Regions from separate parts of the Homo sapiens genome. Here region 1 is linked to region 2. The links are chromatin contacts, found by POLR2A ChIA-PET in ENCODE. All regions are on one chromosome and are shown on one strand. Each heading gives the region's core, a stretch centred on a gene start or an enhancer-like site at or near the end of the contact. The rest is flanking DNA. Distances are from core to core; before and after follow the strand shown.

What was found. ChIA-PET counts read pairs that join two places held with the same protein, here RNA polymerase II (POLR2A).
Region 1: POLR2A ChIA-PET joins it to region 2 with 13 read pairs in activated T-cell. The contact joins two enhancer-like sites. POLR2A ChIA-PET finds 5 or more read pairs at or near these places in 2 of 52 experiments (MCF 10A and activated T-cell).

Annotation. Positions count from the first base shown.
Region 1 is chr5:160,168,116-160,172,098 of GRCh38, reverse strand. No RefSeq gene overlaps it. Among named protein-coding and RNA genes, the nearest start is that of FABP6-AS1, 40 kb to the left of the region's middle. Within about 2 kb of position 2,603, at least 7 of the 41 ENCODE cell types and tissues checked have a DNase peak (open chromatin) inside an H3K27ac peak, as active enhancers do.
Region 2 is chr5:159,001,638-159,005,529 of GRCh38, reverse strand. The region is part of intron 6 of EBF1 (EBF transcription factor 1); the gene reads left to right. Among named protein-coding and RNA genes, the nearest start is that of EBF1, 96 kb to the left of the region's middle. Within about 2 kb of position 1,635, at least 2 of the 41 ENCODE cell types and tissues checked have a DNase peak (open chromatin) inside an H3K27ac peak, as active enhancers do.

The DNA.
Region 1 (3,983 bases), core at 1,354-3,853, 1.2 Mb before region 2:
ACCTTGCATTTTTCACTAACAACTTGTCTCATATGTCAGCCTGTTTCAGCACATCTACATGAACCTCATTTCTTGTAAGAGCACAGAGCATTCCATTGTTCAGGTGCATCATAATTTGTTTAATTAAATCACCTCCTACTGGCCACTTGGTCTTTTTTTTCTAGTCTTCTGCTAATCACAATCCATGCTGCAGCAAATAGCCTTCTTCTGAAGTCTTTATGCGCTTTTGCAAGATTATCTGTGTGATAAATCCCTAGAGACAGAATGCTGCGTCAAAGGGAAGTGTTCCCATATCCAGCTATGCTCTATCCTGCCAGAGCAGGCTCAGACCCCATATCTCTTGTGCTCTGGCCAGGATCTTTTACCTTTACTCATACTGTCACCTGTGGGATCCTGCCTGCTTCCAGAACAGCAGGTAGCAGCTGCTTCCCAGCTACTCACTAAGGTCATACAGAGGTCTGCATGTGTAAGGGGAATAAGGGGACCCCACAAGGCTTTTGCAAAAGAACGTCATATGGAGCTGGGATCTCACCTTACTTAAGTGCCTCCTGATTTTCAACAACTGCTGCATCTGCTTCTCTCAGACCCCAAAGCAGTTGCTGGGGTGATTTAGGCTGCTCCTATTCCCTTTAAAGAGAAGGGCCGGCTGGGCGCATTGGCTCACGCCTGTAATCTCAGCAGTTTGGGAGGCTGAGGAGGGCAGATCATGAGTTTGAGACCAGCCTTGCCAATATGGTGAAACCCCGTCACTACTGAAAATACAAAAATTAGCCGGGTGTAGTGGTGGGTGCCTGTAGTCCCAGTTACTCAGGAGGCTGAGGCAGGAGAATCACTTGAACGTAGGAGGCGGAGGTTGCAGTGAGCTGAGATCGTGCCACTGCACTCCAGCCTAGGCAACAGACAAGACTTCGTCTCAAAAAAATAAAAATAAAAAAAAAGAGAGAGAAGGGCCAGGCGAGGTGGCTCATGCCTGTAACCCCAGCACTTTGGGAGGCCGAGGCGGGTGGATCACTTGAGGTCAGGAGTTCAAGACCAGCCTGGCCAACATAGTGAAACCCTGTCTCTACTTTTAAAAATACAAAAATTAGCCAGTGTGGTGGCATGCACCTGTAGTCCCAGCTACTCAGGAAGCTGGGGCAGGAGAACTGCTTGAACCTGGGAGGCGGAGGTTGCAGTGAGCCAAGACCATGCCATCGCACTCTAGCCTGGGCGACAAAGCAAGACTCCATCTCAAAAGAGGAGAGAGCTTGCTTTTTATGGCGGGTCTGCACCCAGCAATGTAGAGCTGTCTGTAGAGGCTTCTAGATATGAAAATGTAAAGGGAAGGAGGCACCATCAGGGCCCCCAGTTGTTGCCCCTTCCCTTGCTTTTCAGATATCACATGATGTACCACAACTGCTGGGTTCTACTTCAGGGCACACTAACCTCAATTCCTTCATTTTTTTTTTTTTTTTTTTTTTTTTTTTGAGGCAGAGTTTCGCTCTTGTTGCCCAGGCTGGAGTGCAATGGCGTGATCTCGGCTCACCGCAACCTCTGCCTCCTAGGTTCAAGCGATTCTCCTGCCTCAGCCTCCCTAGTAGTTGGAATTACAGGCATCAACCACCACGCCTGGCTAATTTTTTTATTTTTGGTAGAGAGGGGGTTTCACCATGTGGGCCAGGCTGGTCTTGAACTCCTGACCTCAGGTGATCCACCCGCCTGAGCCTCCCAAAGTGCTGGGATTACAGATGTAAGCCACCACGCCCGGCCACAATTCCTTTATCTTTTAAGTGGGAAGAATAGTAATACCTGCCACCCAGGCTTGTTGTGAAGGTTAATTAGACTAATAGCTTGCAAAGTGCTTAGACCAATGCCCGGAACATATTAATACCACAATATTAATACCAGGTTTCTCTTTTTTTCCTCATTTAATCCTCATGACTTCCCTTGGAGAAACAGGGGCCATTATTGTTTTGGTTTTATAGAAAAAAAAAAACAGAAGCCTGGAAAGATAAAGTGACCTTTTATAGGTCACACAGCTCTAGCGATGGAATTTAAACTAGGTCAGTCTGACTCCAGCTTATTCCTGCTCTACCGTGCAGTTGATTCCAATCACATTCAGTGGACACGCTGGGGACGTTGGTGGTGTGGCCACAGCTCCCATGCTGTCTGTCTGGTGGGCACTGGGTAGTTTGGCTTGCCTGTCACTGTATCCCTGACCCCTACCCCATTCCTGCCAATGGGAAGCCCACACAGCCAGCAGACCAGAAGGAAAAGAAGTGAAACTGTGTTCTGGGAGTAAAAACGGTGGTGATGAAGGGGGAATAAGATCATTTCCACCCTCCTCACTGTAGTGACAATTCTTTGAGCCCTTCGTATGTGGCAGATACTGTGCTCAGGGCTTTGCATGCCAAATGATTTAAGATTCTTATGACTACAAGTAAAGGAACCCCAACTAAATAAGGAAAACCCAACTAACGAACTGGCTCATAGAATTAGGAAGTCAGGAAGTGAATCTGGCTTCAAGCAATGCAAGATGATGTCTACATCATCTTCGTCATCTTGGCTGTATTTCCTTCTAAGAAGTGACTTCATCCACAGATAGACAGGCTCTCTCGGGATTTATATTCTCCCAGCTCAGTAACCCCAGGAAGAAGCAGTCCTTTCCCAAGGCAGGCTCTGGTTGGCTTTCTTGAGGCTTCAGCCCACCCCAGGGACCAATCACTGTTGCCAAAAAGGGGATCTCATGATTGGCTGGGCATGGTCTGTGCCCCTACCCTGTGCCCAGGAAGAGGCCAAGGCTCTGACTGAAAGTCTCAACAGAGTACATGGAATGAATAGCATGGATTCCCAAAGAAAGGAATGCTCCACAGACAAAAGAGTCAATGAGTGAATTTATGACTGTTTCACTATATATGCATTACTTCATGTAATCTGTACTATAATCTTCATTCTGCAGAGGAGGAGAGAGATACAGAGAAACTGTGTCAGAAGGTCACACTTGGCTGGGCGCAGTGGCTCACGCCTGTAATCCCAGCACTTTGGGAGGCTGAGGCAGGCGGATCACTTGAGGTCAGGAGTTCAAGATCAGCTTGACCAAAATGGCAAAACCCTGTCTCTACTAAAAATACAAAAATTAGCCAGGCATGGTGGCAGGCACCTACTTTCCCAGCTACTTGGGAGGCTGAGGCAGGAGAATCACTTGAACCCAGGAGGCGGAGGTTGCAGTGAGCCGAGATTGCGCCACTGCACTCCAGGCTGGGTAAGAGAGTGAGACCCCGTTTCAGAAAATAAATACATAAAATTTTAAAAAATTTTAAATTAAAAAAAAAAAGGGTCACACTCATGCCAGGCACAGTGGCTCATGCCTGTAATCCCAGTACTTTGGGAGGCCAGATTGCCTGAGGCCAGAAGTTCAAGACCAGCCTAGGCAACACAGCAAGACCTTGTCTCTACAAAATAAAGAAATCAGCTGGGCATGGCGGTGCATACCTGTAGTAACAGCTACATGGGACGCTGAGGCAGGAGGATTGCTTGAGCCCAGAAGTTCAAGGCTGCAGTGAGCTATGCTCACACCACTGCACTCCAGCCTCGGCAACAGAGTGAGACTGTGTCCTTCACCCCAACCCCCAGAAAAAAGCCAAAAGGGGAAAAAAAAAAAGGTCACACTCTCAATAATGGCCCAGCAAGGAGTGGAACCTGGGGTTGCCTGGCTCCACAAAGCACCTACTTTTACACATGGTCATTTACTGTCCTCATAGGCTCTGCAGAGCTGAAGGACATGCATGGGAAAAAGGGGTATCTAGGAGGAATTGGGGAGCGGGAGAAGAGAATGAAGATTTTTGCAAAGTATCGCTGGGCCCTGCCTTTAGTGGCCTACAGTAATTTCCAATAGGGAAAGGTCCAAGTGCCCACTGTGGGCATGGAGCTCACCAATACGTATGCTCAGAGGCTCTGCTGTACCCCTTGGCTTGGAACCCTGACTGGGGATCCACCAGCTTGTT
Region 2 (3,892 bases), core at 386-2,885:
CTGAGAAATGCACACTCAGAGTGCTTTAAAATCAGGTTACAAATATCATTTTCAATTTGCTGGGGAGAAAATAGGAAGAGTCCCTTGGAATACAGAATAAATTCATTCTATGTACATTATCAGTGTTGGTTCATTATATTCTCATTGGCCCACAACTCAACACATCTTTAAGAAGCAAAAGTGCATACACTCTCCCTTACTGACAATATTTAGGGGAAGACCACATACTTTGTGAACTACTGTGAGTTGAGTTCTTGTAGTCAAAGCAGTAGTAGGTGGAGCTTCATTCTCTGGTATTAAAATCCTAAAAGTGAGTAGTGTTATTAATTGGGGGCACTTTTGAGATTTGATTAAGAAATTTACTGCTCTTGTGGGTTGTTTCCTCCCTTGTGGGATGTTCTGGATGAATGTCAAGGTCTAGCCCCGGCAGATTCCAGAAAGCTTGTCCATCTAAATTTGCTGTTAAGCCATGGGAACTTTTCTATTGCAGTCTTTGGGTCATGGTAACGTGTAAAGCCTAGAGTTTGTTGAAGGGCACTTTTCTCTCTCTAAAATTCTCCATTCCTCACAACTGGTTTTTATTATTCCGTGACATGCTGGGAGTGTTGCTATGACTGTTTGAGAAGTATGGGCAGATATATTGCTGGCTGGCTTCTTACAGGAAGAGTTTCCCATGATGGTAAGTCTGGCTGTAAATTTCAAGCAGCATTGCCACTTCCACCTCAAGCTTATCAAGACTCTTAGCCTTCCTTCACCATGAAGAATCCAGGATCTTATCACCTGAAGCTATTGAGATAATGTGACATTCAGTGGATGCAGAGACTTCCAGAGCACAGTTCCCTACTTGGCAGCTAGTAGGGAAACATGGAATTCATTATAGAACAAGCTAAGCAGTTGTAAATTGAAATATGGCAGCAATAACTACCTTTCTACTCAGTGACTCTGAAAGACTTTGATTATCTACCTACCTACCTACCTACCTACCTACCTACCTACTACCTCTCTGTCTTTTTGGTTTGCTACTTTATAGCAAAATGATAGTGTTCTGGAAAGACCCGAATTCTGGTCCCAGGTCCTGTAAGTCAGAGCTGTTGAACCTTAAGATAGTCCTGTAGCCTCCCTGGACTTTGTTTTTCTTATCTGTAAAAGGAACATAATAGTATGTGCTTTGCTGACTTAATATAGTCAGAGTGAGGAGGAAATGAGACCTCAAATTTGATATCACTGAGAAGCAGTTTTTTTTTTTTTTTTTGGAGATGGAGTCTCGCTCTTGTCACCCAGGCGGGAGAGCAGTGGTGTGATCTTGGATCACTGCAACCTCTGCCTTTGGGTTCAAGTGATTCTCCTGCCTCAGCCTCCTAAGTAGCTGGGATTACAGGCACCTGCCACCATGCCTGGCTAATTTTTGTATTTTTAGTAGAGACGGGGTTTCACCATGTTGCCCAGGCTGGTCTCAAACTTCCAACTTCAAGTGATCCGCCCACCTTGGCCTCCCAATGTGCTGGGATTTCAGCTGTGAGGCACTGTGCCCAGCCCACTGAGAAGCATTTTAAAGCCAAATGATGATTGCCATTTTCCTTGATAGAAATTCTCCCAACATTTTAGTGTCTCACAGTTCTGGCTTTGCAGTCAGGCAGGGCTGGGTGAGAACCCTGACTACACCACTTACTCATCCATGATCTCAAAGGAGCCACTTGTGTAATCTTAGCTCCATCTTCCTCATCTTTAGAACGGGAGCAGTGATAGATCACACCTACTAGAGCTGAAGTGTGGATTGAGCCAGGTGAGATTCATGAAGTTTGAGCACATGGCTTGTGGGCATGTGCTCAGTCCTCAATGAATGTAAGCTGTTGTCACGCTTTGAGTCCCTCTGCCTATATTGCTAAGAATTAGAACATTCTGAAAACAGATCCGTGCATATGTGCTCTAAGAATGCACAATACACAGGCAAGCTGTCATTTTAAGAGGAAATCATCCAAGGTCTTCTGGTTAGTCCTCAATAATCACCTTCTATTACAATCAGATTAAATCTTCAAGTGGTGGCAGAATGCCAGTTTTTTTTTTTTTTTCCTGCAGTTGTGTTTCCTGTGCCTTCTAGTGGTATTCAAAATACTTCACAATTCAACTCAAGAAATTTAGCACATCTTCAGAATAAATTATTATTGTCATTAGCACATTACCACCCAAGAAAATCTGTACAGGAACAGAATGCCCAGAGTGAGACACTGCATGTTCATCAGCTTGTGGGTGCCATATGTATGGGGATGTTTTTGTTTCGGCTGTTGCTTTTTGTACACCAAAGCTAAAAGCAAGACACACCCAGTGATGTTTGTTGATCTTGTGACTAACAGAGTTAGCAAAGAGCCAATTAAAGCAGTTCAAACAGACAGAAAGATAAAGATGCCAGTGCAGAGAAAAGTCACAGCAGCAATAACCCTTGATAAAAGGGCAAATGGAACCAAGATCTTACCTTTCTTGAGCTTATATATATAAATGTATCTGGCAGTAGAAGCATCCCAAACTTGCATCATGAGTAAAGAGTGATCGAAAGGAAAATCTGTTTTGATTATTTTCACAAAACTTCCTTTTGATGTGCACCGATTTTAATCAACTTTCCTACACAGCTGCAAATTAGTCCTCTAGCTCTCCATCCACTCTATTGCTTTCTTTCCTTATGATTCTTGTTACATTTTAGTTTAGCACATGACAGATCCTTTTTACTTTACAGATTTCCAAAGGTGATAATTTCTTACATTTTACATGACTATGTATACTAAAGATGAAGTACTGCTTTCAAGTACAATTTTAGGTGCCTATATGGCTTCATCCTTTGAATAGCACTCCTTCCTCCTTTTCTATATATATAAAAACTATGTCAGCCTTGAACTCAAACTAAAATTTCTTCCATTAAAGGGTATGTTCATTATTTACTGTAAGATGAATGCCCTATGGATTTTTAAACATAAGCCTGGAAAATAGGAAATAATTCACTCTGGCTTGAAAAGGGTGGAGATTTCTTTGTTTCTTTTTATATTTATTCAGGAAAAGCTGACAATCGTCTCACATTAATGAACTACACCATCAATCACTGTGTTGACAATGAGCGGAAAAGCGAGGTATATGTCAGGCTAACGGCATATTGCCTTTTTCAGTGAGGGCATGGCTGTTTATAGCACTTTCATTGGCAAAATACTTTTGCACTGGAATAGGAATAGAAAGGAGAATTAGAAAGGCAGCCAGTGGAAAGAGCTTTATGTTTTCAAATTATGGAAAAAGTAATAGGGGAAAATTGAGAAATGATTATTTTTGTACTTTGTGTACCTATCCCACAGGACTTGAAGAGTAAATGGAAAATGAAAAAAAAAAAAAAAAGGCTTGGGGGAGGGTGGTTTCTTTTATTTCTCACCTTATTCTACTGGGCTGTTGTCTTTCCCTAAGATCATGGCAAAAAGTTTCAGAGATTATGTACAACAACTGTATTGGAACCCTGCAACCATTACAAAATTGAATTAGAAGTAATTGGTTTTATGCTACTCTGAGCACCCACCATAGCTTAAACACATACACACATGCGTGCACGCAGGCACACACACACACAAACACACACACACGGGTGATAATGAAAAATACTTTGGTGGCCTCAGGAAATGATAGAATTTTCTCCCATGTTTAGCTCCCACTCTCCTGAGGAACAGGTTGGTAAGGAGATTAACTAAGCCCTGGTGAAATCACTGTATCAAACAATATTGTGGTGAACTGTGACTCAGGCTTAACAGCTATGTGGTCCTATAGCCCCTGAGAGGAGGAACCTTCATCTGTTTTGGGGAGGGCACTTTATCCTCTCCTTAAAAATCTAAACAACTTTAGTGTCAACTTAATAAGTTGGCCAAAA